7 separate regions of the Mus musculus genome follow, and regions 1, 2, 3, 4, 6 and 7 are each linked to region 5. Evidence: chromatin loops called from intact Hi-C (ENCODE). Cell type or tissue: heart. All regions are shown on one strand. Region 1 has its middle 18 kb from the start of Dmrt3. Region 2 overlaps Dock8 (dedicator of cytokinesis 8). Region 3 has its middle 9.1 kb from the start of Gm26207. Region 4 overlaps Dock8 (dedicator of cytokinesis 8). Region 5 holds the start of Cbwd1 (COBW domain containing 1). Region 6 overlaps Kank1 (KN motif and ankyrin repeat domains 1). Region 7 overlaps Dock8 (dedicator of cytokinesis 8).

Region 1 (4,000 bases), 670 kb after region 5:
CCCCTTCCATCCCCTTCATCCCCTTCCATCCCCCTCCATCTTCCTCCACCCCCTCCACCCCCTCCATCCCCTCCATCCCCCTCCATCCCCCTCCATCCCCTCCATCCCCCTCCATCCCCTTCCATCCCCTTCATCCCCTTCCATCCCCCTCCATCTTCCTCCACCCCCTCCATCCCCCTCCATCCCCCTCTATCCTCTTTCATCCCCCTCCACCCCTCCACCCCTCCATCCTCTTTCATCCCCTCCATCCCCCTCCATCCCCCTCCATCCCCTTCCATCCCCTTCCATCCCCCTCCATCTTCCTCCATCCCCTCCATCCCCCTCCACCCCCCTCCATCCCCCTCCATCCCCCTCCATCCTCCTCCATCCCCTCCATCCCCCTCCATCCCCCTCCATCCCCCTCCATCCCCTCCATCCCCTCCATCTTCCTCCACCCCCTCCATCCCCCTCCATCCTCTTTCATCCCCCTCCACCCCCCTCCATCCTCTTTCATCCCCCTCCATCCCCCTCCATCCCCTCCATCCCCTCCATCCCCCTCCATCTCCCTCCATCTCCCTCTATTCCCTTCCATCCCCCTCCATCCTCTTTCATCCCCTCCACCCCCTCCACCCCCTCCATCCCCTCCACCCCCTCCATCCCCTCCACCCCCTCAATCCCCCTCCATCTCCCTCTATTCCCTTCCATCCTCCTCCATCCTCTTTGGCCCCCTGCCTCCCTCACCGTCCGTCCTTTCTCGAGTCTTGATAATTATCCTAGTCCTATGCTCAAATTCTCCATTGCTCTGTATCAGTGTCCCGAGTGATGGGTCTCACAGGTATCTAACACCATACCAGAGGAAGGAGCCTTTCTCTGCTTTGCACAAAGATGCATCAACACCTAGTATCTTTCTAGGGAAAGATGAGAAGAAAGACAGAGTAAATGAATTGGGAGGCGGCATCATCCTGACCACTGGACCAACCAGAACCTTCCTTGTCCACGTTGCCAGTCTATCCTGAAGGGCTGAACTGGAAGACCTCTGAGAAAATAGGACGTGGTTCCAGATCGCTTAGTGTTTAACTTACAAAAACAGAAACAAAAAACAAAACCAAACCAAACCACCCTCACTCGGTGGAGTTGAGAGGAAAAGTAGACAGCCAGATTTGTTGAGAACCCACTACTTGCATCTGTTAGCTTGGCTATCCATGTTGTTTTCCTTTTGAGGTGCTGGAGGTGGGTTGGAGGACCTGTTGCATGCTAGGCCAGGCTAGCCCTCCTTTCTGACCTTAGTTTCTCTCCAACGATGTTTTTTATCAGTTCAGGTTCCCAGTGAGTGAACTGGACCGATGTTCTTCAGGGCTGCTGGAACAGTGTGGGAAGTCACAGGAGGGTGGCTGCCAACGCCATCAGCAGACTGTTTCTACTGTCTTCTGTCTTTGAAGGGGCTCATCGGTATTTCCCATACAGTAGTGTCTATAATCACAATTTACTGTACGTTCCGGGTCTTCCAGAAACACTTGTGTCTAAGGTGGCTTACTCCTGAAAAATACTTTATTATATTTAGAGTCTTGAAAATTAGAGGCATGGTTTGCATACTGCTGTTCACACCCACAGGGGAAGTCTTATTAGCCCAACAGCAATTTATCCAAATTAGTATCTCAAAGTGCTCTCTAGATAGCACTGTTTCGAAACATCGGATAATCTGAGTTCATCCCAAATGCAAATTAATTAATTAGAAACCACTTTCCCTCAGAAACTGCATTTCTCAAAAGTGGCATGGTATTATGGGATATAGGAGTAAGGGCTTAGAGAACACCTCCCAGTGTTAGCCACTGTTCTAAGTGACTTCGCCTAGTCCTCTTGGGGATCTCGCAAGGCTGGTCAGGATTGCTCTTCCCATTTGATAGAAAGCAAAGAAATAATTTGCCTAAGCTCAGCTACCTAAGTGTGGTAGTGCTCTTCCAACTCAGTTGTGGGTCTCCGTCTAACCAGGTTGTTTTCTCTTGGGTTGAGGAAAACCTCTAGCAATGAAGGCAATAACAGCCAGGCTGTTGAGAGTGGTGGCTCAGAGATTGATGGCAGCAGAATCCTGGAGTTAAGAGCAACCAGAACCCTGCCTGGTCCATCTTGTAGGACACCACAGCGTTGAAAGGCTGGCCATGGTCACTCTTACTGTTTCCCATTGCTCTGCTGCCCCCTAGGGGTCAGTGGCAGGAATGAAACTGGGTATTCGTTAGTATTCCTTTGGTCAAACAAGGAAGGCCTACGTCAGTTCATAGGAATAGAATACGAACTCTTTATTCATTGTCTTCAAATTCAAGGAACTCTCCGTCGGGACACTTGCGACTGAGGCCATGGCGGCACATCTCCAGCCCACAGGCGGCACTGAAGAGCAGTATCCTGGAGTGACTTGGGGTAGACTGGATGGATTGGATCTCCCTGAAGTGCTCCGATGTGTCCGCTCACAATCTATATCCGAGATCTCCCATAAGCCTTCTCACTTAAAGCTCCAAGAGAGGACAACCCCTTCCTCTCAGGACCCCCAGTTGTAAAGAGAGCCACTGAAGTCTAGTCCCACCAGAGAATAGCCTTAGGAAACCCAGGCCAGCCTTTCAGCGAGGAAAGAAGTGACAAACTTCTAGTCCTAACATTTGAGAGTCTGCTGCTCATCTTTAAAGTGCATAACTGGCTGGAGAGATGGCTCAGTGGTTAAGAGTGCTTGATTGATCTTCCAGAGGTCCCGAGTTCAATTCCCAGGAACTTGATTGGTGGCTCACAATCCCTTATAATAGGATATATAGCATCCTATTATATATATGATTGCCTCTTCGGGTGTGTCTGAAGTCAGAGGCACACATATACATAAAATACATGAATAAATAAAGTGTACACCTAGAAGAACAGGCTAGTCTTTCAGGTTAGCTCACGTGAGTATATCCAAATTGCTGTGATCTCCTGAGACAGGAGTTACAGGCAGTTGTGAGTTGCCACATGGGTGCTAGGAATAGAATCCTGTTCTCCGGAAGAGTACCCAGTGCTATGAACCACTGGGCCATCTCTCCAGCCCCTGTAGGTCAGGGTTAGCTGTGTTTCTATTTGCTGATTTTGGTCAACCTTCCCAGAGAGGCCTGTCCTGTGACCTGTTTCTGTTATCTTACCCACAGTCACAGAGCACAAGGAAACAAAGCCAGCAAGAGTCTGGCTAGATGGTCCCAAGGCCTGATTTATCTCTTGGTTGTGTTTTGCTTAACCAATGTGAAGTTTTGTTTCATTCTCAAACAACTGCTAGCATTTACACATGGGCAAACCTCGACTATGTGCGATATTACGTCTCTGCTGGGAAGCATGGGAAACATGGATGCAGGAAACCAGACTGGCTGTACCTTTCCCCACTCGTGCCTGGCTCCTGTCACCGAATTAAATCAGACATATCTGGAAAACTGGACTCTCTGGAGGAATGGTTTGGGGGGCTGAAATCCCTGGCTGTCCTAGAGCCTGAGGCGGGGCTGTACCCTCCCCCTTCATTTGCCTCTTGGAGAGCTACCCTTCCCTTTGATGCCCCATTTTCTCCTCTACAAGGAGGGCACAACCATCCAAATATCAAATCTGTTTTATTTTTTGCCTCCGTGGGTCCAAAGCTTTGAAAGGTCTTGCCTGGATAGAAAATGAGACTCTTGAACCTGCCCCTGAGATGCCTGAGAGGCCTGAATGCTAACTTGCGGTTCTGAGTATCTCAGAAACCAGGATCAATTCATAAACACACGGAAGAGACCTTCAGGGTCCTCACTGCTGCCTTCAGAACCATTAGGAGAGGGAAGAAGGAGACATGAGGAAGCCTGTTTCAGAGACGTACGTTCGTAACAATTCCAAAATGTCCGTAGTTCTGCACATATTTCAGACCCCTATAAAATCTGCCACCCTGATGGCAGCTCTCTAGGCAGTGAGACAGGATTCTGCTTCCCTCTTGAGGCTGCTGACATCTCTGGCTATGGCTTCCCTGGCAGCAGGCAAGAACTTGAAAGGT
Region 2 (4,000 bases), 160 kb after region 5:
CAGAGGATTTTACGCCTGTTCTGTGTTGCTAATGCATAATTTTTATAAATGACTAAGGCTTTGATAGAATATATCTATCTAATATAATTCTATTTACAAAATGATGATAGGGACACTTTTTAAAAAAGATTTATTCATTTTATGTATATGAGTACACTGTAGCTGTACAGATGGTTGTGAGCTATCATGTGGTTGCTAGGAATTGAACTCAGGACCTCTGTTCACTCTGGCCCAGCTGGCTCCAGCCCATATATTTATTATTATATGTAAGTACACTGTAGCTGTCTTCAGAAACACCAGAAGAGGGCATTAGATCTCATTATGGATGGTTGTGAGCCACCATGTGGTTGCTGGGAATTGAACTCAGGACCTTTGGAAGAGCAATACAATGCTCTTAACCACTGAGCCATCTCTCCAGCCCCGATAGGGACACTTTTATAATGTTAAATAAAGAAGAGTATTTTCTCACTTGGTCTGAAATCCAGAGGGCCAGAAACAAAGCCCCAACTCTCTATGGTCATCTTGTCATCTGCCAACCAAAGGAAGAATGGTATATTCAATCCTGTCAGTAAAGTGAGTCACAGGACTGGCTATCTAACCTCATTTACACATCACAGGGAAGGAGGGACATCCCTGTGGGTTTCACTCTGACCTGATAACCAGACTCCTCTAGGGGCTTCCTGTGAACCTTGGCCAAGCTTGTCGAGGAGACTAAGTGGGTGATGTTGTAAAGCCTTAGCACAGTCCACTGATGAGGCAGCCACATGCCAGGCCTGTTGTTGAGGCTGAGATCATACTCAGAATCTCGTCCTCTTCAGACTGACTTGTGTTTCTTTATCATGTAGGGAAAGTCCTTTCTGTGTAACAAAGCCTTGACGGTTTCATGTAGGTGGAATGTTTCTCATAGTATCAGCATGGCCGCAAGGCCTTAATGGCCAAGGGGCAGGATAAAGTGAAATAAAAAGCCCCACAGCATGCAAGGCACATGGGAGCAGAGGGTCGGCAGGCAGCAGGGGCTCCGTCTCGCACCCAGGGACTCATCCTTTTGCCGAGAGTGACCTGCCTACACCGTGCATCTGATACAGGTCTCCTGACTTTTACGAAGAAGTGAAAATTAAGCTCCCTGCCAAGCTCACAGTGAATCATCACCTCCTCTTCACCTTCTACCACATCAGCTGTCAGCAGAAGCAAGGGGCCTCCGGAGAAAGCCTTCTGGGGTACTCGGTGAGTCGCTGTCAGCGAGCTGCTTCCCCCTGCGGTTGCTGGTGCGCACCAGCCAGGGTCTCTGCAGAGGCCGTGTGCAGTCTGCTCACTTGCTTCTCTCCTGGGGCTGCCAAATACGTGGTGCATATTACAGCAGAGAGTAGAAACAGCTTTACCTAGAGAGTGCCAGGCTCCTCCCATGGAAAGCTGGTGGGTGGTAAATCTCTAAAGAGCATTTAAGAAATGAAGCATTACAATATCTGTTATTTCCAAATTTAATGTAAGTGCTTCACATGTAGAATTAGCTCTTCAGAGGGGGGGGTGGGAGTTTTTTTTTTTTTCTTTAAAAACCATGTAAGGTAAATAAATGAACATTGGTAATCAGACAGGAGCTGGCAGTGGCCATAAAGAAAAAATGCTACTCCGTGGGCCCAGAAAGCGGCAAATCATTGGCCTTACCATCTCAGAAATGCTCAGGGAATTTACAACTCAGGGAACGGGACGCAAACCGCTGCCAGGAGACCCGGTCAATATCTAATCATTGTTTAGTTTTGTTTGCTGGCTGTGAGCTAGATAAATCTCCCGAGTTTCGTGCAGCCGTAAAGCCCTCTCTGCTCTTGACACCATCTGTTTCAGTGGCTGCCGATTCTGTTAAACGAACGTCTTCAAACCGGATCCTACTGTCTGCCTGTTGCCTTGGAAAAACTACCACCCAACTACTCCATACATTCTGCTGAGGTAACCAGCGCTGCCTGGCAGCTGCTTCCGTCCTGCTGTGGTCTGGGGTTCCTTTCCCACACCCACTTCCCATTCCCCAGGATGTTACTCGCTGGGTTCTCCAGGGCTGTCATCTCCAAGCACGCTGTGTTTTTCTGAGAGCATGTTGTTCCGACAGGATGGGAGGAATATCTTGCTCATTTAGACGTCACCACACCAGAATGTTCTGTAGGTGCAACGTGCACCTGTGCTGCATGGAGTTAGCTGCGCTGCACAGGGTTAGGGTTCTGTAGATGGGGAGGCAGGGTGACCCCACTTGTGACAGACACCGTACTTGTCAAGAATTCTTTCAGAATGTTTCCAGGCCTGTACCAGCAGGTTCCTCTTGTGGTCACAGCCAGATGGATGGACTGTAAAGATGCCAATGCCAGAGCCAGTGCCCTTCCTGACCTGGCTGTTCTGGCTTTTGCAGGCTGTAGCAATACCCCAGTCTAAAGATAGTCGGTCCCATGGCTCCTAGCTCCGTATCACATTTCTCCACCCGTTAGCAGAGGTCTACATCAATGAGTAGTGTTTTTAAGCAGATCATCTTACTCATAAATATTTTATCATGCATCTTGAAGATATGACTCTTTCTATCACAATACAATCCGAGGACCTTTATATTTAATGTAATCTTGAATATCAAACTATCTCCATTCCATGACCACCTTTCTAGTTCCCCACCAGGAATCATGTTTTTATGCTCATCTGAATTGGGGCTCAGATCACTCATCGCTCTTCCTTGAATTCTGTTGGGTTTTAAGTTGAAGAAATTTCCAGGACCTTGAGTTTAGATAGACCCTTCATGGTCTTTCTCCCCTGCCATTTTCTGATACCCTCAGGTTGGCCCTTTCCCTTTGTTCCCTAAAGCTGTTCCCCTTGACACCACAGGCTAGCTTAAGGATGGAGACATTCCGGCTCATCTTTATGTCCTAGTCATACAGTGTCTCACAGTACCCCTCACAACAGCTTTTGCAGAGCCAAGCAAGGTGGTGTGTGCTGTAATCCCAGTCTGAGTGAAGTTGGGGCAGGAAGATCACTGAGTGTACGACCTAGTGAGCCATTGTTAAAAAAACAAGAACAAACAAGAAGACGTACACACACACACACACACAGCTGATTTTCAATTTTTAAGCTCCACCTTCCAATTTAAAAGAACTCCTGTATTGTGTTGTGTGGTGTTTTGTTTTGTTTTGTTTTCAAAAGCATGGATAAAACCTGAGTTTGTGTTGTTGCTTTGTTGAATTTTTTAAAATGTTTTTTAAGACAGGGACTTAAAATATATATAGCCTAGGCTGTCCACAAATTCACCAAGTAGCCAAGAACGACTGTGAACTCCCCTGATCCCCCTGCCTCTGCCTCTCTACAAGTATGCACCACCACGCCAATCCCAACCTGAGCTTTAAGGCGAATCCAAATCCCAAATAACAACTGTATGAGTGTGGTCACACTGCTGGCATGTAATGAGTGTGGTCACACCGCTGGCATGTAATGAGTGTGGTCACACCGCTGGCATGTAATGAGTGTGGTCACACCGCTGGCATGTAATGAGTGTGGTCCCACCGCTGGCATGTAATGAGTGTGGTCACACCACTGGCATGTAATGAGTGTGGTCACACCACTGGCATGTAATGAGTGTAGTCACACCGCTGGCATGTAATGAGTGTGGTCACACCGCTGGCATAATGAGTGTAGTCACACCGCTGGCATGTAATGAGTGTGGTCACACTGCTGGCATAATGAGTGTAGTCACACCGCTGGCATGTAGTGAGTGTGGTCACACCGCTGGCATGTAGTACAAAGCCCATGATAAAATGTTTATCCTCTGATTCTCAAGGGTAAAAGGAAGTCCACATCCGACTCTAAAGTGCAGTGAGCATTAACTGAGCTGGTTCTTATCCAGCAGGAAATAGCGTTAAAGTAAATAGTAGCTTCTTTTTCCTACCTATAGACTCACCCTCAGCCCTCCCCTCCCCATTGCTGTTCCCTGTCAAATACAGCAGAAGCAAGTGGCTAGCGAGCTCTTGAATGGGCTAGT
Region 3 (4,000 bases), 480 kb after region 5:
ATCTGCTTCAGGGAGCAAGTCAAGAGCAGGCAGCTCTGTAGGCACGTGGGGTCGTTGTCCTCAGTGTAGCTGGCATAAGTGATCATGAGGTTTTCTTGTCTGCATCCAAATGGACTTCTCATCCCCTGTGCCTGGTTATAAGGGGTCTCGTCTAGGAACATCCTTTTCTCAAAAATCAAAATGACTATCTACCTAAGAATGCCTGTAATAGATGCAAGTCTGTAGATCAATATACATACGTCGTTCAAGTGAAATGCATCCGTCTAGGGCTGACAGTACTCCTCCCAAGTGCTATAGCCTACTTAACAAAAATCCCAACACCAGGCATGAGAAGCCTTCCTTTGAGTTTGTTGGTCTGGGTTATCTAAGAGACTCCGAAAACATTATTTCTGGTGTCTTTGGTTGCCCTTCAGAGGGGAAGTACAGAAAGTCCCTACTGCTGAAGACACCAGGATACAGGACCCATAGGATTCACGCTAGATCTGATCTGCAAGCCTCCTTTCTAGGGACGAGCTTTTCATGGCCAGAAGCAACTTCCAAGCTTTCAAAGGAAGGAAGGAATCGGTAGTCCTAGCCGGCTCTGATGACTGTAAACAGTGTGGCACAAAAGCCCCCACAGTACAGTAGTGGCGCACTTGCCATTAACCAACAGCTCTCTAATTAGGTGTTAGGCCTGTTCAACAAGAAGGAAATCATGCCTCGTACTGGAAACCTAGCCAACTATTGGGGCGGAGGTTGGGGGGTAGTGGGGAGTGGGGGAGCTGTGCTACTGAAATCATGGATTTTGGAGGAGAACCTAAACCATCACTCTATTAAACCAGCACAGCCTGTAACTACATTTTAAATTTTCTCATTATACCCACAGGAAAGTGTAGTTCTTTACCCTTCATCAAGGAAACTTCTCCTTATGACTAAGACTATTACAGAAGACCACAACTATTGAAATGCAGAATGAAGAATGAAGCCCATTCCCAACTAATAGATCTACAACATGATACCTGTATCTGAGGTTCAGGGATCAATACAGAAGAGGGTACAGAAAGATTGCACAAACACCAGAAGTTCAAGAAGTTTGCTGTGAGATTATGTCTGCTGGAGATGTCAGAGGAGCTACGCACGTGATGTCTCACCAACATGGTGGCCTAAACGTGACCTGAACAGGGCTGCACCAAAAGAGATGCTAACGTGGAAGAGGGAAAGCCAGGGAGGCCCCAGCCCTAGACAAAGAGCTCCAGGCAACTAAAGAATGTTCTTCTTCCCCAGGGAAAACCACATCAATTCGTGTCCAATACCAAATGTTCAGCCCTGGAAACACATATAGACAAATAACATTATACAGATGAAACAGGCTGTGTTTGTATTTAAGAGCACACACACACACCATCAACAATAATGAAAGAAAAGAGGCTATGAATCGGAAAGAGCGTAGGGGGCATACATGATGAGAATGTTTGCTGGAGTTGAAAGAGAAAGGGAAATAACGCCATTATAAGCTCAAAAAAATTTTTTTTAATAATTTAAAAAATAAGAAACACCTCTCCCAGGGCTGGAGAGATGACTCAGTGGTTAAGAGCACTGACTGCTCTTCCGAAGGTCCTGAGTTCAATTCCCAGCGACCACATGGTGGCTCACAACCATCTGTAATGAGATCTGATGCCCTCTTCTGGGGTGTGTGAAGACAGCTACAGTGTATTTAAATATAAATAAATAAATCTTAAAAAAAGAAAAAAGAAAAAAAAAAACACCTCTCCCCACAAAAGAATCAAAACAGCAAGAAGCAGAGGCAGCCTCCTTTGATGGGCTAATAGGAGGGTGCCTGGAACAGAGCATAGTATGGAACCTATCCATCGAGGGGAGTCTGCATGAGGCTCAAGGTAAGTGTCAAGGTAGCAGGCCACATTTCTGAAAAATAATTTGATAAGAAATAAGGAAATAGAGAGGAGGGGACACAGATTTCATCCTTATTTGAGAAAAAGAAAGGCAACTATTGAATCAACAACTACCATAAAATAAGACACTGAATTAAAACAACCCCCAGGAGACATTAAGCCAAGAAAATGTTTACCCAGTTAAATCAACTAAGTAGACTTTGTTCAATAGATAAACCGAGTCAACACCATGGTCCCTCTACAAGGAGACTTGAAAAACTATGTGTCCTCAGGTTCCACTCAGTCTCCGAAAAAATCATACTTCCAAACCAGACCAATTTGTTCCTCGACGAGTCCTGACCCATTGGCTCCCCCTAGTGGCCAGTTATGAACACACTCACACTCTAGCCATTCTAAGGAGTTTTTCAAGCAGGATGTAGACTTTATAAAAGCAGTACACATTTGCAATCTTAGGTTGTACTGCACAGAGTAATAGCATCACTTCATAAAGATTTACCTGTGTATGGATTGTGGGTAACGAAGTAAAATCCAGTCGTCATGGTGAGCAGAATAGAAGTTTAAAATGGCCGGGCGTGGTGGCGCACGCCTTTGATCCCTCGGGAGGCGGAGGCAGACGGATTTCTGAGTTCGAGGCCAACCTGGTCTACAAAGTGAGTTCCAGGACAGCCAGGGATATACAGAGAAACCCTGTCTCGAAAAGAAGAAGAGGAAGAAGAAGAAGAAAGAAGAAGAAGAAAGAAGAAGAAGAAGAAGAAAGAAGAAGAAGAAGAAAGAAGAAGAAGAAGAAGAAGAAGAAGAAGAAGAAGAAGAAGAAGAAGAAGAAGAAGAAGAAGAAGAAGAAGAAGAAGAAGAAGAAGAAGAAGAAGAAGAAGAAGAAGAAGAAGAAGAAGAAGAAGAAAGGAATATTTGCGAAACCAGATAGAGAACACAGGTTTGTGGGTGGGGAGAAATGCCAAAGCAGGAGGAGGGCCAATCCCTGGCCACGGAGGGGACTAAGGAGACCACCAACCAGTCACACAGAAAAAGAAAAGAAAGACTGAGTTGCAGCGTCGACGGTGCCTGGGCCAAAAGCAGCTAGCGTTTGCAAGGACGGGCAGAAGTGCTGTGGGAACAGGACACAGGGCTGGGGAGTTTGCCCTGAGCTGTGTCAGGAAGGAAATGATGGGCATGAGGCTGGTGGAGGAACAGCTTCTGCTTCCCTCCCGGCAGGCCAGAGCTGGGTAGGATGGGGGTGGGAGGTGGGGTCACTGCCTTGTGGCTTCCTCTGGAAACTCATAGTTGCAGCCTTGTTCCTCTCTGTTTTCAGGACTTGCTTTTTCCTCCGTGGCTAAAGTCCTAGGGACTGAACCCAGACTGTCACTGCTGCGGGGCAAATGACCCACCAATGAGCTATATCCCTATCCCTGGTTGCTTTTTTTTTTGTTTTGTTTTTACAGTGGTAACATATACCTAATGCAAAGCTTGCCATTTTAACCATCCATAATGTTAATTCTGTGACATTATGCACATCCCAGTGTCCTGTCACCATTATCTCTATTTCCAGCACGTTGTCATCACCCTGCACACACACACATGATATGTGCCCTCATATGACTGCTCTGATACATTCTAGATTCTAATTAATTAGAGACATAATTAATCCTTGGCCTGCCTCCTTCTGTCCCCATGAGAAGCTACTGAGTGATCTTGCCTTGACACCATTTATTTCATATTCTGCTCATTTCGGTGATAGAAACGACAAAAGTTCCTAAATAATATTCAGATATACAATACTCTGCCTATGAACATGTTATACACACCAGCTCTCTTTCTCCTCACCGTAAACCTAGGAGGCAGCTGTGCACCATCATTGCCCCCTTTGTGTAAGATTCCAGGCAGCTCTGGTGCCCTGTGTCTTCCTTCACCCCAGGGCCAGGAAAAGACAGCAAGCTGAGCTATACCTGACTCATACAATCAACTCGGTCCTGTGACCACATGGGCTTAGGAAGTAGCCCACTCTGACTGTAAAGCCCAAATGACTACTGGACAGTGAAATCCTCTAGCCTCATGTGACTGCCCTGAAAGATTCTAGATCCTACTACTTAATTAGAGACATCAGGTCTGATTCTGGG
Region 4 (4,000 bases), 150 kb after region 5:
ACCAGACTTTTCCTTTTTAAAGACTAGACATTTGCCTAAGAATGCATTGGAACAACTCCTGGCATATTTTTCCTGATGCCCAACACAGCTGGCAATAGAGGTACCAGATGCCTCGTGGTAGGAGCAGAATAAAAATAATGTGAGTTGGGGCCCAGCCTGGGCAAGACCTTCAAGGCCATCTTATCAGGTGGCAGCCATGGGGGGGGGGGGTGTGCAGAGATCACAGGCTCAGAGTTTGTAATGAGCTTGTTAACTCCATGTCGACCTTTTAACTAGTGATTACACTAAAGCAAGCCACATAAAGTACGTTTTCATCTCTCGGCCCAGCCTCCGAAGAAGTCTTGTTTATCTAATTATTGGACTGCTTTGGAGGACTGTGCTTGCCGAGAACAAGGCTGTCAGTCGGAACACAATTGCTTTGATGGATAATTAGCTGTTTCCAGGCCTCCTCCTATTCAGCTGCGTGTTCTCAGACCAGAAAGCCTGATCTGGCCTAACAAGGAGGAGCCTCTGGTGCCCCTGTGATGTCTTGCTGGATTCTGTGAGGCTTGTGGCATAGCAGAGAAGAGAAAGGCTCGGGGTAGGTATAGGGCTGTTTCCAAATGATCATCAGGGAGCTGGAGTTTAGTGACTGTGATCGGTAGGAACCCAAAGTACTCAGAGGAACCGTCTGCGGCAGAGGGTTTGCCCTTGAGTGGGACTTGATTGTTTTTAATAAAATAGACTTTCAGTTTAAACCCAGTTATCGTTATTTCTAAAGTGGATCTTTTCAGTACCGGAAGGAAGTGTGGGCATGTCACACAATGTCTGGTCTCACTCTGGAGGGCCCTGCTCAGGAGCCCCAGGAACTGTGCTAGGTTCTCCACTATATGACGTCATCCAAAGGTCTGTTGTGACTTAGAGTGGCCCACCCCTTCATCCACTTGATTTGGGAAGCGATCCCAGTGTTCATCTAGATTTGCAGTCAAGTGCGTTTGTCAAAGAACACGTAGTAGTCTCTAAGCCTCACATCTCACGTGAGGGTGGTGCTTGCTCTCCGTGCTGTGGTGCGGCCCACTTGCCTGTGTGCTGACTCAGCATCATCACCAAGGAATCTTGGTCATATAAAAAAGCTTAGACCTCATTTCTTTAAATCTCCATAAATGTGCCTCTACTGAAATCTCTATCAAAAGCACCCTCCACTCTTCATTGTTCCATTAGTTGTTCGAGTTTTATTTCCTAAGGAATAGGTAACCTCATTCACAGGTTCCAAATATTAAAGGTACCGAAGGCAGAGTGAAAATTCCTTCTGCCACTCCTGACTTGCAGCCACTTCCAGTTCTCCTCGTTGGAAACAGCTCGTTTATGTATGTGGAGTGGCTCACTTATAAAAGCCCCGTGCCGCAAGCTGGTGCTTGCTATGCCTGCTGAAACTAAGCAGTGGGCTTCTAAGAGATTTACCAGAGAAACAGCAGTGAACAGAAGAGATGGACAGAGTGTATGCGCCATACCTCAGGCCGGCTGTGGACCAGTGGATTCAATTTTGCTTCTTTGCAGATGTGAACTGGACCTATGCACACGTTACAGAGCATGACCCCCACAAACTGTTCCTCCTGAGAAGCCGGGTGTGCAGGGCACTCTTTATGAACACACAGAACTCTCTCTTGCTTTTTCAGAGCTGTGCTTAATCTAACCATACGTTTTCCTGAGTGAATCTTGTGCTGAGGAAGGAACCTTTTTTGCTTTATAGTTATAATGGAATAGCTTAGCCTACACACTTCATGCTTGTCTAGTTATTGGACGGTTTTGTGCTTTTCACCCTTTGGAGAAGTGTTTAAGGAGGTCCACCTTAAGAGAGAACGGTTAGGCATTTGTTTTACTGGGCTTAGCAAGCAGTGGCCAGAACTCCCTAACAAACCATTTACTTCAGATGAGCAGTGGGGAAAAAAAAAAAAAAAAAAATCAAGCTGTTTGAAAAAGCCAAGAAATGGAAACAAAAATGCTTCCAGCTCAGGCCTCGTGCAAAAAAGGGACACAGAGCCCACATCCTGATGTCTGGCTCCCAAACTCAACAATAAACAATCCTCTTTTTTTCTAAGAATGGAAAAATTCAGAAGAGAGCCGACAACGTCCTTTACAGCCTTTTATTTTATTTTTATTCCTGAGCTATGATTTTAGTGCACCATTCAGCCACTTGAGGGCACAGTTCTCTCACTTCTGGACTCAGGCAAGCAGCTACCTTTTGCATTAGAAAACAGATACACTGTTTTGTTACAGAGGCCCACACATTTTATGGCTCATCTCTTAAACGCAAGACCAAGAAAAAATGAGAAGGACCCCAGCACTTCAGGAGGAGCTTCTGTTCCTTTTTTTTTTTTTTTTTTTTTTTTTGCAAAGGATTTTATTCTTACCACCAGCTCCATCTTCTTCCTCGGTATTTAGCGCTTTTTTGGGAAGGTGGAGTGGAAAGAGGCCAAGGTGTGCATCCCATGACACAGAGTGAAGTCTCCTTGGAGGGCGGTAGTTCACTATATAACCCACTCCTTTGGGGCAGTAGTGCCCTGTACAAACCTACACTTCTACCAACGCTCTCTGGTACAGGAAACTGAAGCAGAGCCAAGGATTAGGTGGGAGGTACAGGGGAGGCAGTGAGGAATGGTGCATGAAGACAGGCTATGTGCATAGTCGTTGGCTGTACAGTTCAGGCTTATGCTCATCTGGACCTACCATGCTTCAATTGCTGCTCCCTCCCGTTTGACTGTTCTAATTAAGTCTTGCTTTTTAATGTTATAGATGCTATTTTTACCCTATAGGTCCTATTTATAGAACGCAGCAAGAGGTTCACAAGACCCTCTTTTCAGATAGCCTCAGGTCAAGGCTCACTGGGGCAGAAGGTATGGGGAGGTAATTAGATGAAGGCAAATCCCGGCTTGTAGTTCACTATGATGCATGGTTTGTCTAGACTGGAGAGAACTCCCTGAAATCCAGGAGGCAGTCTTTGGTTTCTGTATTTTGATTAACCTTTGTCGTCATTGTTTCCAGACAGGGTCTCACTGATCTGCTCGGGTTGGCTCCAGACTTCTGGGCTGAAGTGACCCTCCTGCCTCTGCCTCCCAGGAAATAGGGAATCAATGCTCCTTTGTTTGTTTGTTTGTTTCAAAACTGGTCTTCAGCAGGGCTAACTCCTCTGATGGATCAGCCCTCAGGACTATTCCTCTTACTTCTTGTTCTGATGTAGGAGAGAATGGGGACCTTCTATCTTTAAGTGTTTTCATCCTCAGTTTCAACTCTCCTATCTACTGAGGTCCCCAAAAGTCAACATTCATTTACTCCTCTCTAGAGCAGAGGTATTTAACAGCTCTCCATGAATGGATGGATGCCCTGTGGTTTCAGGCCTCAAACAGCCTGACCTTGGACCCTCACAGCAGGAATCAGGGCTAACCAAGAGATGCTGTGTCAGGGTTTTCTGAGGGGAAGAGTGGATGTCGGTGGGAGAGGCAGACAAACACCACAGGTACAAATCCACATAACCAGGCCTGCAGGATCAAGCGGGAGGCCTGAATTCTGACAGCGTAGTAAGACAATGTGTTTTTACTTTTAGTTTTATTTTGGTGCTGGAGATGGAAGTTAAGGCCTCCCGCTGCTAAGCATACACTCTACAACTGAGCTATATACGCATCAGCCCCCACTTAAGAAACCATGGCTAACTGATTACACATATATTTTTAGATTGAAAAGTAAAATTATTTGCCCACTAGCTTAAAATACCAGAGAGATTATAAGGATGCAAGCGATGGGTCTATCCTACCTCTTTTACTTCATATTTTTGCTAAATAACTTCCAAGGTATGAGTTTAGATCTATGCAACTATTCGTGGAAATATAAATGGGATAGTTTAATTAGGATAAAATCAGAGGGCCTCAACGTATTGGTTCGCTGTGTTCTAAAGGATTTGTACCCTGAGGCTAATAGTTATGTTTAGTGGTGAGAAAATCCTGTGCATATTTCTCAGCTTTTCTTC
Region 5 (4,000 bases):
TCCAGAGTGTTGGACATGTTAAGTATGGAAATGCCTGTAAGACATTAAACTAAAAACTATACAGAAGTGAATCTGAAGGATGGAAGCCAGAGAAATAGGTTGAAAAACAACGAAAATGTGGAGGCTAGTGGAACAGTGTTCCCGGTATATCAAAATTTAAAAAAAGACACAGGAGGCCAGCTGTCCCCTAGGTTCAGTCAGGAACAAGGAGGTTGGTGGAGTTAGTCCTGATCTCAGAGCTTCAGGCCATTACCTGTATTGTCCCTTTCATCTATCAGTAAGCCAAATGCAGAAAGGCCAAGGGCCAACTCTGAAGTATGTTCTTTGGACCAGGAAATTTGCTCTGATTCTATAGAATAGCATCTGAATCCAAAACGTTATTCCTTTATAAAAATGAAGCCCAAGTAAAATCTAGAATATCCTTGGTCTGACTCTAGAAGGGGAAAAACAAACAAACAAACAAACAAACAAACAAAACCTGGTGGTGTGGAGACAACAGTGATTTCTTTGTTGTATCTAAAGGGTGCACCGAGATTCAACTTGTCTGTTGCAACACACAGGAATGAGAGTACCACTTGATTCATATTTTTTCCACAATTTTTATTTGTCCACATTTTCAGCCACTTACTTGTTGTTGCTGTTAACTGTAATGCTTTAAAAGGATATCTAGACATTTCCAACAAAAAATAAGCACGTGGACTGATCTTCAGAAAACTGCACCGTGTTTCACAAATCTGTGTTTTCCAAGGACCACACCCCCGAGGTGCACCCTCAAGACCCCCAGCTTAGGAAAGTTCCCAAAACAAAGGTCTTACTCTAAATCAATCTCTTAACAGTGCTTTCCAAGCGGACCTCAAAAGGGGAGGGCACAGTTTAGGACTTGTCACTAATGGCTGGAAGAGTTTGGTTCCTGTGAAATGGAATCCACTAAGCAAGGTGTCAGGCAATCTACAGTCGGCATCTTTGTTTTCTTTTTCTTTCTTTTTTTTTTTTTTTCCTTGACCAGGGCATCCTTTAATAACAATAGACCATTTGGCTTTGTTTTGCTTTGGTTTTTTGTTTTTCTGTTTTTTAATGAGAAAACTCAGATGACTTTATTATTTCTACTCTAAACTGAGGGGAGATGAGCTTCACAAATGAAAGACAACTTAATCAAGAGACCATAACATTAGGTGAGTCTGAGTTTCAAAACTACCTTTGAAAATGCTAGAAGAGAGGCCCCAGCCCCTACCTCGAAGATTCGTCCTCGGCCAGGAGGCCCGGGTGCCTGAGGAGACACGGCAGCCCCCCTTAATTACCTAAGTACCCGGTGACAATTGTGACTGGAATCTTAGTGATGAAGTCAAGATTTTCCTCTTCTTGGTTCTTGGTCTCAATGGGGACCAATTCAGGACAATCCTCCGCGTACTCTTCTTCCGCCTCCACAGTTTTCACAGCAGGTAACATGCCGCCAGCAGGACACCAGTGACTCCAGAACTAAAGAGCTGCCGCCAGTCGCGTTTCCGCGACAGGATTCAGTCGGCGCGGGGCTGATGATGTCACCACAACGCGTCGCGGAGCAGGCCTCTGAGGAACCAGCCCGCCCTCCAGCTACGCCACTATTCAAACTAGACACGCCTTCCCGGGGGAGGCACGCCCCTACGCAGAGATAGATACACCCCCACGCACAGTGGACACGCCCCTTATAGAGAGGGACACACCCCCCGGGTGTGAAGCACGCTCTAGGGGCGTGCCCTCTGCCCGTGGGCCAAACTGCACTTTGCTGTTAGGACGCTAGGAGCTCCCTTGCCTCGAAGCTGTAGTGGGCTCCAGCTGTTAGCCACTGTCTGTTGCTTGGGCTGAGGCAACACCTATTAGGCTTGGGCAGCTTCACCACAGGACAGACATTTTTCAAGTTGCCATTTTTTTTTTATTCTCATGAAGTCCATCTCTTTCATTCACAAGGAAAAGAGTAATTGTGAAGTCATGCTATATATTATAATTATTCTACAATGATAATTATGTATTATAGCTATCTCATCTTTTACAATGTAATAGTTTTATTTATTTTTCTTTCTCCTTTACTTGGACATAAGGTAAACTCAGATCAATAATTGTATTTATTGGTTCATAATATTCTCATTAGTCTCTGGACTCCTTTGTGTGTGTTTATAGTGGATTCCTTGATAGTACCCTAACCCAAAAACATTAAATTGCATCTCTTCTACCCCAGCCTAGAATACTAACTATAATCATGAATCTTCTTGGGAATACTGAACATTCCTTTATGTGTTTGTTATGGTTTGTCCTTATACACACGCACATAAATAACATTGACCATTGTTTGTTTTTCAATTTCATAAAAAAGAGTACCATTCAATGTATACTCTCTTGGGGTTTGCTGGATTTCCAGCTTCACTACTGAATTTCCTGTCAATTGTTTTCAGGTGTTGCTGTTTTGTTTCATTTTGAGACAGTCATACATTTTCCCAACAATGTAAGAGATCATATTGGTGTAATGTCAATATTAGCAGACATGAATTTTTTTCCCAATTAAATACAAAATAGTACCTCAATGTGATCATCAGTTGTATTTCTTTGGATTTGAACAAAACTGAGCATCTTTTTATGTGTTTTGACCATGTTTAATTTCAGGCTTTAAGAGGGGCTAGCAAGCATTGCTCTGTGGGCATCAGATCCCATTACAGATGGCTGTGAACGACCATATGGTTGCTGGGAATTGAACTCAGGACCTCTAGAAGAGCAGTCAGTGCTCTTAAATGCTGAGCTCTCTCTCCAGCCCCTCAAAATGAGGTTTTAATAAGTTATATACATTGGGTGTTCAATGTACTCTAAACACCCATCAACTGATAGACAAACAAAATGCCACATATCCAGACTGGAAAAATTAATTGGTGAAAAACAGGTACAAAGTACTGGCTACCTGCTACCAGATAAGCATATCTCAAAGATGTGCTAAAAATAAATCCATTCATAAAAACTATACATTATGCAAGTCCATTAATATAGAAGAATGTCCATGACAGGCAAATCTAGAGATACAGAAAACAGCTTAGTGACTCCTAAGGACTAGGGGTTTAATAGTCCCTGCTAGTGGGCACCATGTATTTTTATGGTAATAAAAATGTTCTAAATGTGATTATCATTATGGTAAAAAGAACTCTGAATCCACTGGAAAACATTGACTTGTGCACATTAGATTAGTTAATGTTATATTGAGTTTTATCCCTTAACTACTATTTTAGGTAAAGGCAATCATGTGCTCAGATGCTAGGCCAGTTTTTTTGTTGTTTTTTGTTTTTCCCCAGAGAATTGATAATTTTAGCAGTTTAAAGTTCTAACCTCAGGTGCAAACATAAGACTTATAACTTGGTAAAATTGTTCCTTTAGTCTTTTTGCATATCTCTTTCCAATAAAATAATTATCCATTGAATCTATGGAGTTGTCATTTTCTTTTCTCACTTTAGTCACTGAGCAGAATTTCAGAAAAGCAAGGGCTTTTTCCTCCTCTTTTCTTCTTTCCTTCTTTCCTTCTTTCTTTCTTTCTTTCTTTCTTTCTTTCTTTCTTTCTTTCTTTCTTTCTTTCTCTCTCTCTCTCTCTCTCTCTTCCTTTCTCTTTTTTTCTTTCTTTTTGCTTTGTTTATATTTAAATTTGTTCACTTTACATGGCTGTCCCTCCTCCCGCTCACGCCTCCCACAATCCTTCCCCCATCCCTCCTCCCCTTCTCCTTTGAGAGAGAGGTAAAGCCCTTCCCGCCTCCTCCCCGCCCCCCCCCCCCCCACCTCCCCGGGTATCTCCCTAACCCTGCACATTGCCTCTGCAGGGTTTAGGTACTTCTTCTCCTACTGAGGCCAGGCAGGGCAGCCCAGCTAGTAGAACATATCCCAGAGACAGGCAACAGCTTTTGGGATAGCCCCTGTTCCAGTTGTTCAAGACCCACGTGATGACCAAGCTGCACATGGAAGAGTGGGCCTTGGTCCAGCCTGTGTATACTCTTCT
Region 6 (4,000 bases), 370 kb after region 5:
TGAACAATGTTTCCCTGAGTCTGGGGTTGTTTGTTTGTTTGTTTGTTTTGTTTTGCTTTTGTCTTTTTGTTTTTTTGAGAATTGGGATAGAAGACAGCAGGCAGCAGGCAGTACTACTTTAAAGTGAGTTGGATGGCCATTAGTGTGCCATGCCCATCTCTGAGATAGTGGAATGACCCTGACTCTGGTAAATGTCAGAACTTCAGATGTATGCTATGTGATGCTGTGAACTCAGAATCATTCATGGTGATCAACACCAAGTTCACTTAACACAGAATTGGGGTGTAAATGTGCATCAGGGAATTTAAAAAAACAACCAAGTCCATTGTTCACTGTGTGTGTGTGTGTGTGTGGTGTGTGTTTTCTTTAACCCAGCCATGTCTTGTCTTGGTGCCTCTGAAAGGGAACAGAAGTCACGTTGAGGTCATTCATTCATCAGCAATGGAAGGTTCTGTTGCGTTGCTGTGCTCGGCTATGTGCTGGTGTTGGATCCTCTATCTGCTCCTAGGTTATCCCCATCATAGTACTTAGCAGATCCCAGGTTATCCCCATCATAGATACTTAGCAGATCCTAGGTTATCCCCATCATAGTACTTAGCAGATCCTAGGTTATCCCCATCATAGTACTTAGCAGATCCTAGGTTATCCCTATCATAGTACTTAGCAGATCCTAGGTTATCCCCATCATAGTACTTAGCAGATCCCAGGTTATCCCCATCATAGTACTTAGCAGATCCTAGATTATCCCCATCATAGTACTTAGCAGATCCTAGGTTATCCCCATCATAGATACTTAGTATCTGGTTGAGAGAATCATCCTTCCATGCCAGTCTGTGAGCATGCGCCATGTGTGAGCCATGCATGACATCTGTGCGGTGGGGTGACACAAAGAAGAAATACAGCAGGTGATGGGAGGAACAAGAAAACCGCTGTCACAGAAGGCTTTGGGGCCAGTAGCTTTGTTCCCTCTGAACAAGTAGCCGGAAGGAGGGCAAATGTGGGAAGACTGTACTTCCCACCCCAAGAAGGAAGTGATCCCAAGGTCTGTGCTTGGCGTATGCAAGGTCTGGCTGCTGAAAAGTCTAACAGATTTCATCAAGAAATATCCTGCTATGTAAAATAGTGTTCTATATCCTGGGGAGCATATGTACTCCATATGTGTAATAAAATGACGTGAGGAGAAAGATTTCAGAGACCAGAGAGATGGCACAGTACTTAAGAGCCCTTGTGCTCCTGCAGAGGATCCACATTCAGTCCCAGCACATACATTGTAGCTTACAACTCTCTCAGTTCTGGGGATCCAACACCCTCTTCTGGCCTCCTTCAGCCCCAGGCACATAGTCATGCAGGCAAATCCATACATATACACTGAAAATCAATCAATCGATAAAATAAAGCCCTTCAATGGAGGCTTCTCTTGCTTGCTGAGCGCTTGATTTTTCTCCTGACTCTGTTTCTATGAAGGATGCTTAATTAAATTCTGAGTGAGGGGAGGAAGAGAACCTTCAATGTACGTATGGATCCCACAAGCCTTTCTCCTCAACCCTTCAGCTGACGGGAGCCAACATGATCCACACCATGGTAGAATCGTGGGTCTAAAAGCAGCAGCATAAGGGCTGGAGAGATGGCTAAGCTGTTAGGAATACCTCTTTTGGGGGAGTCCCAAGCACTTACCACAGCTCATGAGTAACTGCCTATAAAGCCAGTTCCAGGGGGATAGATGCCCTCTTGTGGCCCCTGTGGATACTGCACCCATATGTACAAACCCACATAGATAAAACTTAAAAACTTAAATTTTTCTCTTTTGAAAAGTATCCTACTCAGAAGGTTTTTGTTTTTAAAGCAGTATATACTAGTGGTACTGGAGGAAGAGGGGATCAGGAGAAAAATGAGGTAGGGAAGAGTTCCTCTCCTCTTTCCTATGGACAAGCAGCTTAGTCCAGAAAGCCACTGTGTCTAGAATGGCATGAAAATGTCTAAGAAGGCAGTTGTCTGGAGAGAACTATTCTCTTTGGATGAGCAATGACAAGCACGGGCAGGAGAGTGACTTGGGGGAGCTACATACACCATGGCGAAGGGGAACTCTGGGCTCATGCTGACACATGGTCCTGTGTTCTGAGTCCCTTAAAAGATGTGATTTTTTTTTTAAGGTAGAAGCCAGTGCTCTTATACATCAACTGCAGCTAATGAGAGTCAAGTTAGCAAGCGCCTTAATGCTTGTTCGTGTACTCATCAGAACTGTATGAAGGACCTACTGGGTGCCTGATGCTGTTTTTCTGTGGAGATAGCAGACAGAGAGGGAAGGGAAAAGAAATTAAGAGGAAGAGGGAGTGTTTGGGAAAATAGCAACATTCATCTTGTTCGCAGGGAGACTGTGTTTGGTAAGGTTTGGATGAGATGATGCTGGCTATAAAGTTAGTGTAAAAGCTAGGAGGGGCTGAGTAAGTTAGCTCACTCGGATCTTTAAGTGTTTTATATTCGGGGGGATGGCTGGCACTCAACTTTGTATTTTATTAGTTTTTGGGGGCCATCCTTTAATATACAGGCTCAGTATAGTGAGTGCGCACACGCGCATACACACCACACACACCCCCGTTTCTTTGCACGCTGTTGGGTAGTTTAGGACAGCCTTGAGATTACCTTTGTCTGTCCTCAGCCCCTCCTGAATGGGTGACTGTGCTTGCGCAGTGCAGACCCTGCTGGCGCTCTCCTGTCCTGGGCTTGCTGACTCTTGTGCAGAGTCCTGCTTTCCATACTGACCCCACACCAGCTGCATGTATATGTCGTGTGCTTTGCCCCAAGCTAGGAGAGCCGGACTGTCAGCTCGCCCAGCCCAGAGGTGGAGTTCCAGAAAGATTTTTCTCTCAGATCTGGGAGGCCTGAAGATACTGTGGTGGAGGAGAGGTTACAGAGCAACTCGGCAAAGGTGCCTAGGAGAGAGCCAGGAGGATGTGTGGAGTTCAGTTGATCCAAAGAGTGGTTCTCAGCCTTCCTAATGCTGTGAGCCTTTACTACAGTTCTTTTGTGGTGACCTCCAGCCATAAAATTACCCTTGTTGTACTTCATAGCTGTAATTTTACTAATGTTATGAATTGTAAATATTTACTATACAGGATATCTAATATGCCACACCTATGAAAGGGTCATGCGATCTCCAAAGGGGTCACAACCCACAGGTAGAGAACTGCGGATCTAGAAGCACCCTAAAAAACAAACGAAACGAAACAAAACAATAAAACCTTCCTCCTCCTGTGCTTGTTGGAAATTTCTCTGTGTGATTATCCAGTACTGTGAACTCTTAGAAGGATGGGGTAAAACTTTCAAAATTATAACAAGTATGACGTTATGTGGAGCTGGGGAGTTGGTAGAGTGCCTGCTGTATAGTCATGAAGACTTGAGTTCCAATCTATAGCACCATGTTTTTAAAAAGAAAAAGCACCAGTCATGGTTGGGCATATTTGGCCAGGGTAGTATTGCAGATAATCAAAGCATACACACACACACACACACACACACACACACACACACACACACACACACTACTGTATGCACTCGTGCACACACAAAGAAACTTTATGTGATGTTTTTAATGACAGACCAATTCTTTTTAAGATTATTGATTTTATTTTATGTGTTTGAGTCTTTTGCCTGCATGCATATTTATGTGCACCACGTGTGAGCCTGCTGGAATGGAGCCCCTGGAACTGACATTACAGCCAGTTGTGAGCTGCCATGCAGGTGCTGGGAACTGAATCCAGACCATCTAGAGGAGCAACCAGTGCTCCTAACCACTGAGCCATTTCTCCAGCCCAACCGGTGTTTGTATATACTCTTAAGGACCTAAAAGACCTTTTAAAACATTCAGTTGGAGTTGGGTGTGGCGCCTCGTAGCTGTTATTCCAGCACTTGAGATGAAGAAGGAGAAGAATTATGAATTAGAGGCCAGCCCACGCTAGCCAGTGAGTCCAAGACCAGCCTGGGATACAAAGGAAGAACACGT
Region 7 (4,000 bases), 170 kb after region 5:
CTGGAGCAGGGGTAGGGATGGGGATGGAGATGGAGATGGGGATAGGGGCAGGTATCAGCAGGGTACCACGTCAGACCACTGCCACTGGATTAAAGGCTCAGTTTTGGTTTTCAGAGTAAAACTTGTATACGTGCTGAAATTAAAAGTTTGTAGATGCTTTGCCCTCTCTTCCTTCCTCCCTCCCTCTTTTTTATGTTGTACTTACTATGTCTGCCTAGTTGGTAACTTCTCAGTGATTACCCCACTGCCAATTTGTGATCCACTTGAGGGTCTGCTTTAAAAGACGGCGAACTGTCAACTGTAAGATTCTAGAATAACAGCAAGGAAAACACAACCTATGCCACATCAGTGACACCATTGAAAGTTCTTAAACTTTTCATCACATAAAATAGTCTTCATTCCCCTGAACTATGTTAATAATAATCCATTTTGGTATTCTTCTTAGTTATTTACGTAGACCATAAACCACAATGCCTGGGTAGCCCGGTATATAAAAATATCATCAGTAGACTTTTTTTTTATTACGTATTTTCCTCAATTACATTTCCAATGCTAGCCCAAAAGTCCCCCATACCCCCCCGCACTCCCCTACCCACCCATTCCCACTTTTTGGCCCTGGCATTCCCCTGTACTGGGGCATATAAAGTTTGCGTGTCCAATGGGCCTCTCTTTCCAGTGATGGCCGACTAGGCCATCTTTTGATACATATGCAGCTAGAGACAAGAGCTCCAGGGTACTGGTTAGTCCATAATGTTGTTCCACCTATAGGGTTGCAGATCCCTTTAGCTCCTTGGGTACTTTCTCTAGATCCTCCATTGGGGGCCCTGTGATCCATCCAATAGCTGACTGTGAGCATCCACTTCTGTGTTTGCTAGGCCCCGGCCTAGTCTCACAAGAGACAGCTATATCAGGGTCCTTTCAGCAAATGCTTGCTAGTATATGCAATGGTGTCATCATTTGGAGGCTAATTATGGAATGGATCCCTGGATATGGCAGTCTCTAGATGGTCCATCCTATTGTCTCAGCTCCAAACTTTGTAACTCCATCAGTAGACTTTTAAAAATTCCACATCCAAATAAATTTGGCACCTTTTAAGTCTCTGCAGTCATAATTTACATAAATCTGTAGTTCCAATCCAATTTTTAAACCAGAGTTGGACTTCCTTTGAAATATTGCATCTGCCTGTCCTCAAAAGATGACTCTGGGTGACTCAATTCTGAACAACTTTCCTCCAAAACTTACAAGACTTGTGTCATTCAAATATTGAGCACACAAAAATATTTGTGTTTCTCGTTTTCCTTGAGAATTCAGAAACTCTGGCAATTGGTGACAGACTAGTACCAAGTGTATGCCTCCAGTCCCCCCACAGCCCTCCCCACTACCCTCCACCTCACACCCTGCCCCTCCGAGCTGCAGAATACTCAAGGCCCCATCTTAGGTTCACATTTCCCCACCATTCCTCCCTTAGTCAGTCTTTCTTGAGCTCCGTAACTGACTCTGTCCTGTCTGTTGACATGTCTCTGGCTGCTGGGGTACAGGTGGCCCCACCACCGTAGTCCCCGACCCCCGATACCACACATATGGACGCACATCTGCCGCTGCAGTGAGTTCAAAGCTGATGCAGGCCCGTGTGATGAGCAGCAGCAACCCAGACCTGACTGGGTCACACTGTGCAGCCGATGAGGAAGTTAAGAACATCATGTCTTCAAAGGTAGGGATGGGGGTGGGGAGGGGGCACATGTACTCTTGTTTTGCTTCTTAGCTGATGTCTACTGTATGCACTTCTAGGTACAGCTTGATATTTTGATATGTAAGTATTTTGTATGTTGATCAGGTCAGGGTACTTAGGATGTTTAGCACCACATACATCCATCTTTCCTTGGTGGTTAGAATGCTAACATACTCTTTTTATAGAGATTTTGAAGTATTTGAGAAAGAGTTTTGACCATTGATGTTTTGGTGTAGTACCGTATTAAAACACGGTGGGGCACTGTTCTCATATTTTTTTCCTGCTTTCTTAGCACACTAAAGGAACTGTTGGTACCTGAATCTTTTTGGCGTTGTTTTAACTTGGGGTTCTTTTAAGACGGGGTTTCTTTGTGTAAACCTGACTCTCCTGGAACTTGCTCTGTAGACCAGGTTTGGCCTTCAACTCAGAGATCCACCAGCTTCTGCCTCCTGTGTGCTGGGATTACAGTCATGTGCCACCACTGCCTGGTTCTTTTAGGTGTCTTGACATAGTGTCTCACTCTGTAACCCAGATTAGCCTAGAATTTAGTAGGTAACTCAGACCAACCTTGAACTCACGGATATTCTCCTGACTCAGCCTCCCGAGTGCTAAGTTTACAGTTGTGAGCCACCATGCCTAGCTAGGTACTCAGTTGCCCTCCATCGACTTTGCCAAATACTTTCATAAAACACTTATTTAACTTGCATGTAGAAGCATTTCTGCATGTATGCATGTATGTACACTATGAGCATACCGTGTGCCAGAAGATACCAGCAAAGGTGTCGGTTGTGAGCCATTGTGTGAGTGCTGAGAACCAAACCCGGGTCCTCTGCAAGAACGGCAAGTGCTTTTGAGCATCACTTCAGCTCTCTACCTCTGTCGGGTGCTTTGATGGTACTTTTCCAGAACGGAACTATTAGTGTGGGGTGGTTATTTTGTGTCTTGTCTGTTTGTTTAATTGTCCATATTCATTGTACATGCGATGGTTTTATAGTTTCAAGTAGACCGAGTACGTTTACCCTCACCCCTCAATGCCCTTCACTGGTCCCCTTCCCTTCTGCTTTCATTTTGTATGCATTTAATGGACTCAAGTGTCCCTATACAACGTGTGCACCACAAACCAGAGAACGCATGCAATATTTGTCTACGTCTGGCTTGCTTCACTTAACATGATGGTCTCCCAGTATGCCCATTTCCTAGCAAACAGCATAACCTTGCTCTCTGTGACTGAATAACACTCCGTTGTGTGTATAAAATATCTTCTCTACCTCTTTATTTGCTGATAGACACTTAAGATCTTTCCATAGCGTGACTACTGTGAATAGTGATGCAATAATATGGATGTGCACATGTCTCTCCAGTGTGTGACTGATAGCCTTTCAGGTACCTAGCCACATATGGTTGGCTGGGTCAGAGGGTAGTGCTATTTGCAGTGCCTGAGCACCCACCATACTGATTTCTATAAGGATTGGACAATTTACGTTCCCAACAAGGAGTCTGTCCACCTTCACTAGCACTTTATTACAACTATTCTCTTTTCCGTCTTTATTAATTATTTGAGAATTTTAGGCAGGCCCTTTCATGATATTCACACCAACTCTTCCAAGATCTATCTCTCTGCCCACACCAAACTTCATGCCCTTACTTTCTGGTGGTTGTTGTTGTTGTTGTTGTTTTCTTTAATAACCCACAGAGTCAAATTTGTGCAGCCTAGATAGATAGATAGATAGATAGATAGATAGATAGATAGATAGATAATATTATGTATTATATATTACATATATAATACACACACTCATGGCCCAGGGTCATCCACTGGAGTGTGGTTGACCTACCCGAGGCCACTCCCAGAAAGAAAACTAACTCTTGCCCCCAAAGCCAGCAGCTGTCCATAGCTCCTCATAGAGGAACTCATGAACCACACCCTTCCTATAACGATGGCTCTCCTCAGTGAGGGTGAGATATAATCAGTGGCTGTTTCATTAATGCTTTTATTTTCCTCTTTTTTTTTTCTGGTGGGGGAGGATCTGCTGTCCTTACTCTATATATGATATTCAGTTTTCCCAGCCCCACCTAAAGAGGTTGTGTTTATCCAGTATGTTTCAGGCTGGCCTTGAACTCCTGACCTACCTGCCTCCACTTCAAGAGTATCGGAGTTGCCTTTTCCTGCTGGCTAAAGATCCCACATATGTTTCACGTGTTTCTTGGCCAACTATTCTTCATCTTTTGAGAACCATCTGTTCTCTTTATTGCCTGAGTAGTTCCATTCTT

What was found. Hi-C counts contacts between places; a loop is a spot of excess contacts. Peaks named below come from ENCODE experiments on the same cell type or tissue, not always from the same donor. Only the 100,000 strongest peaks of a DNase experiment are listed, where the experiment ranks them.
Region 1: it touches region 5 in a loop (2.8-fold over the local background); 12 of 42 quality-filtered maps call a loop at or near these places.
Region 2: a loop joins it to region 5, with 5 times the contacts of the local background. A loop is called at or near these places in 8 of 42 quality-filtered maps.
Region 3: it touches region 5 in a loop (4-fold over the local background); 16 of 42 quality-filtered maps call a loop at or near these places.
Region 4: a loop joins it to region 5, with 2.7 times the contacts of the local background. A loop is called at or near these places in 13 of 42 quality-filtered maps.
Region 6: a loop joins it to region 5, with 8 times the contacts of the local background. A loop is called at or near these places in 28 of 42 quality-filtered maps.
Region 7: a loop joins it to region 5, with 2.7 times the contacts of the local background. A loop is called at or near these places in 7 of 42 quality-filtered maps.

Annotation. Positions count from the first base shown.
Region 1 is chr19:25,626,535-25,630,534 of GRCm38, forward strand. No RefSeq gene overlaps it. Among named protein-coding and RNA genes, the nearest start is that of Dmrt3, 18 kb to the left of the region's middle. In heart, a CTCF peak has its summit at 2,185 (motif pointing left); no DNase peak of the experiment used is centred here; H3K27me3 peaks cover 3,780 bases.
Region 2 is chr19:25,121,301-25,125,300 of GRCm38, forward strand. It overlaps Dock8 (dedicator of cytokinesis 8), which reads left to right. Exons shown (of 48, transcript NM_028785.3): 17 at 1,086-1,224; 18 at 1,840-1,941. Among named protein-coding and RNA genes, the nearest start is that of Gm34235, 27 kb to the left of the region's middle. In heart, a CTCF peak has its summit at 2,408; a DNase peak (open chromatin) is centred at 1,991; H3K4me3 peaks cover 534 bases; H3K27ac peaks cover 259 bases.
Region 3 is chr19:25,442,993-25,446,992 of GRCm38, forward strand. No RefSeq gene overlaps it. Among named protein-coding and RNA genes, the nearest start is that of Gm26207, 9.1 kb to the right of the region's middle. In heart, a CTCF peak has its summit at 2,254 (motif pointing left); a DNase peak (open chromatin) is centred at 2,269; H3K27ac peaks cover 322 bases.
Region 4 is chr19:25,105,437-25,109,436 of GRCm38, forward strand. The region is part of intron 14 of Dock8 (dedicator of cytokinesis 8); the gene reads left to right. Among named protein-coding and RNA genes, the nearest start is that of Gm34235, 11 kb to the left of the region's middle. In heart, a CTCF peak has its summit at 2,157 (motif pointing right); no DNase peak of the experiment used is centred here.
Region 5 is chr19:24,960,086-24,964,085 of GRCm38, forward strand. It overlaps Cbwd1 (COBW domain containing 1), which reads right to left and starts at 1,531. Exons shown (of 15, transcript NM_146097.3): 1 at 1,299-1,531. The coding sequence starts at 1,446. In heart, a CTCF peak has its summit at 1,770; a DNase peak (open chromatin) is centred at 1,646; H3K4me3 peaks cover 1,368 bases; H3K27ac peaks cover 500 bases.
Region 6 is chr19:25,332,858-25,336,857 of GRCm38, forward strand. All of the region lies in intron 3 of Kank1 (KN motif and ankyrin repeat domains 1), which reads left to right. Among named protein-coding and RNA genes, the nearest start is that of Gm52392, 66 kb to the right of the region's middle. In heart, a CTCF peak has its summit at 1,736 (motif pointing left); no DNase peak of the experiment used is centred here.
Region 7 is chr19:25,130,526-25,134,525 of GRCm38, forward strand. Dock8 (dedicator of cytokinesis 8) reads left to right here. Exons shown (of 48, transcript NM_028785.3): 22 at 1,539-1,711. Among named protein-coding and RNA genes, the nearest start is that of Gm34186, 23 kb to the right of the region's middle. In heart, a CTCF peak has its summit at 1,967; no DNase peak of the experiment used is centred here.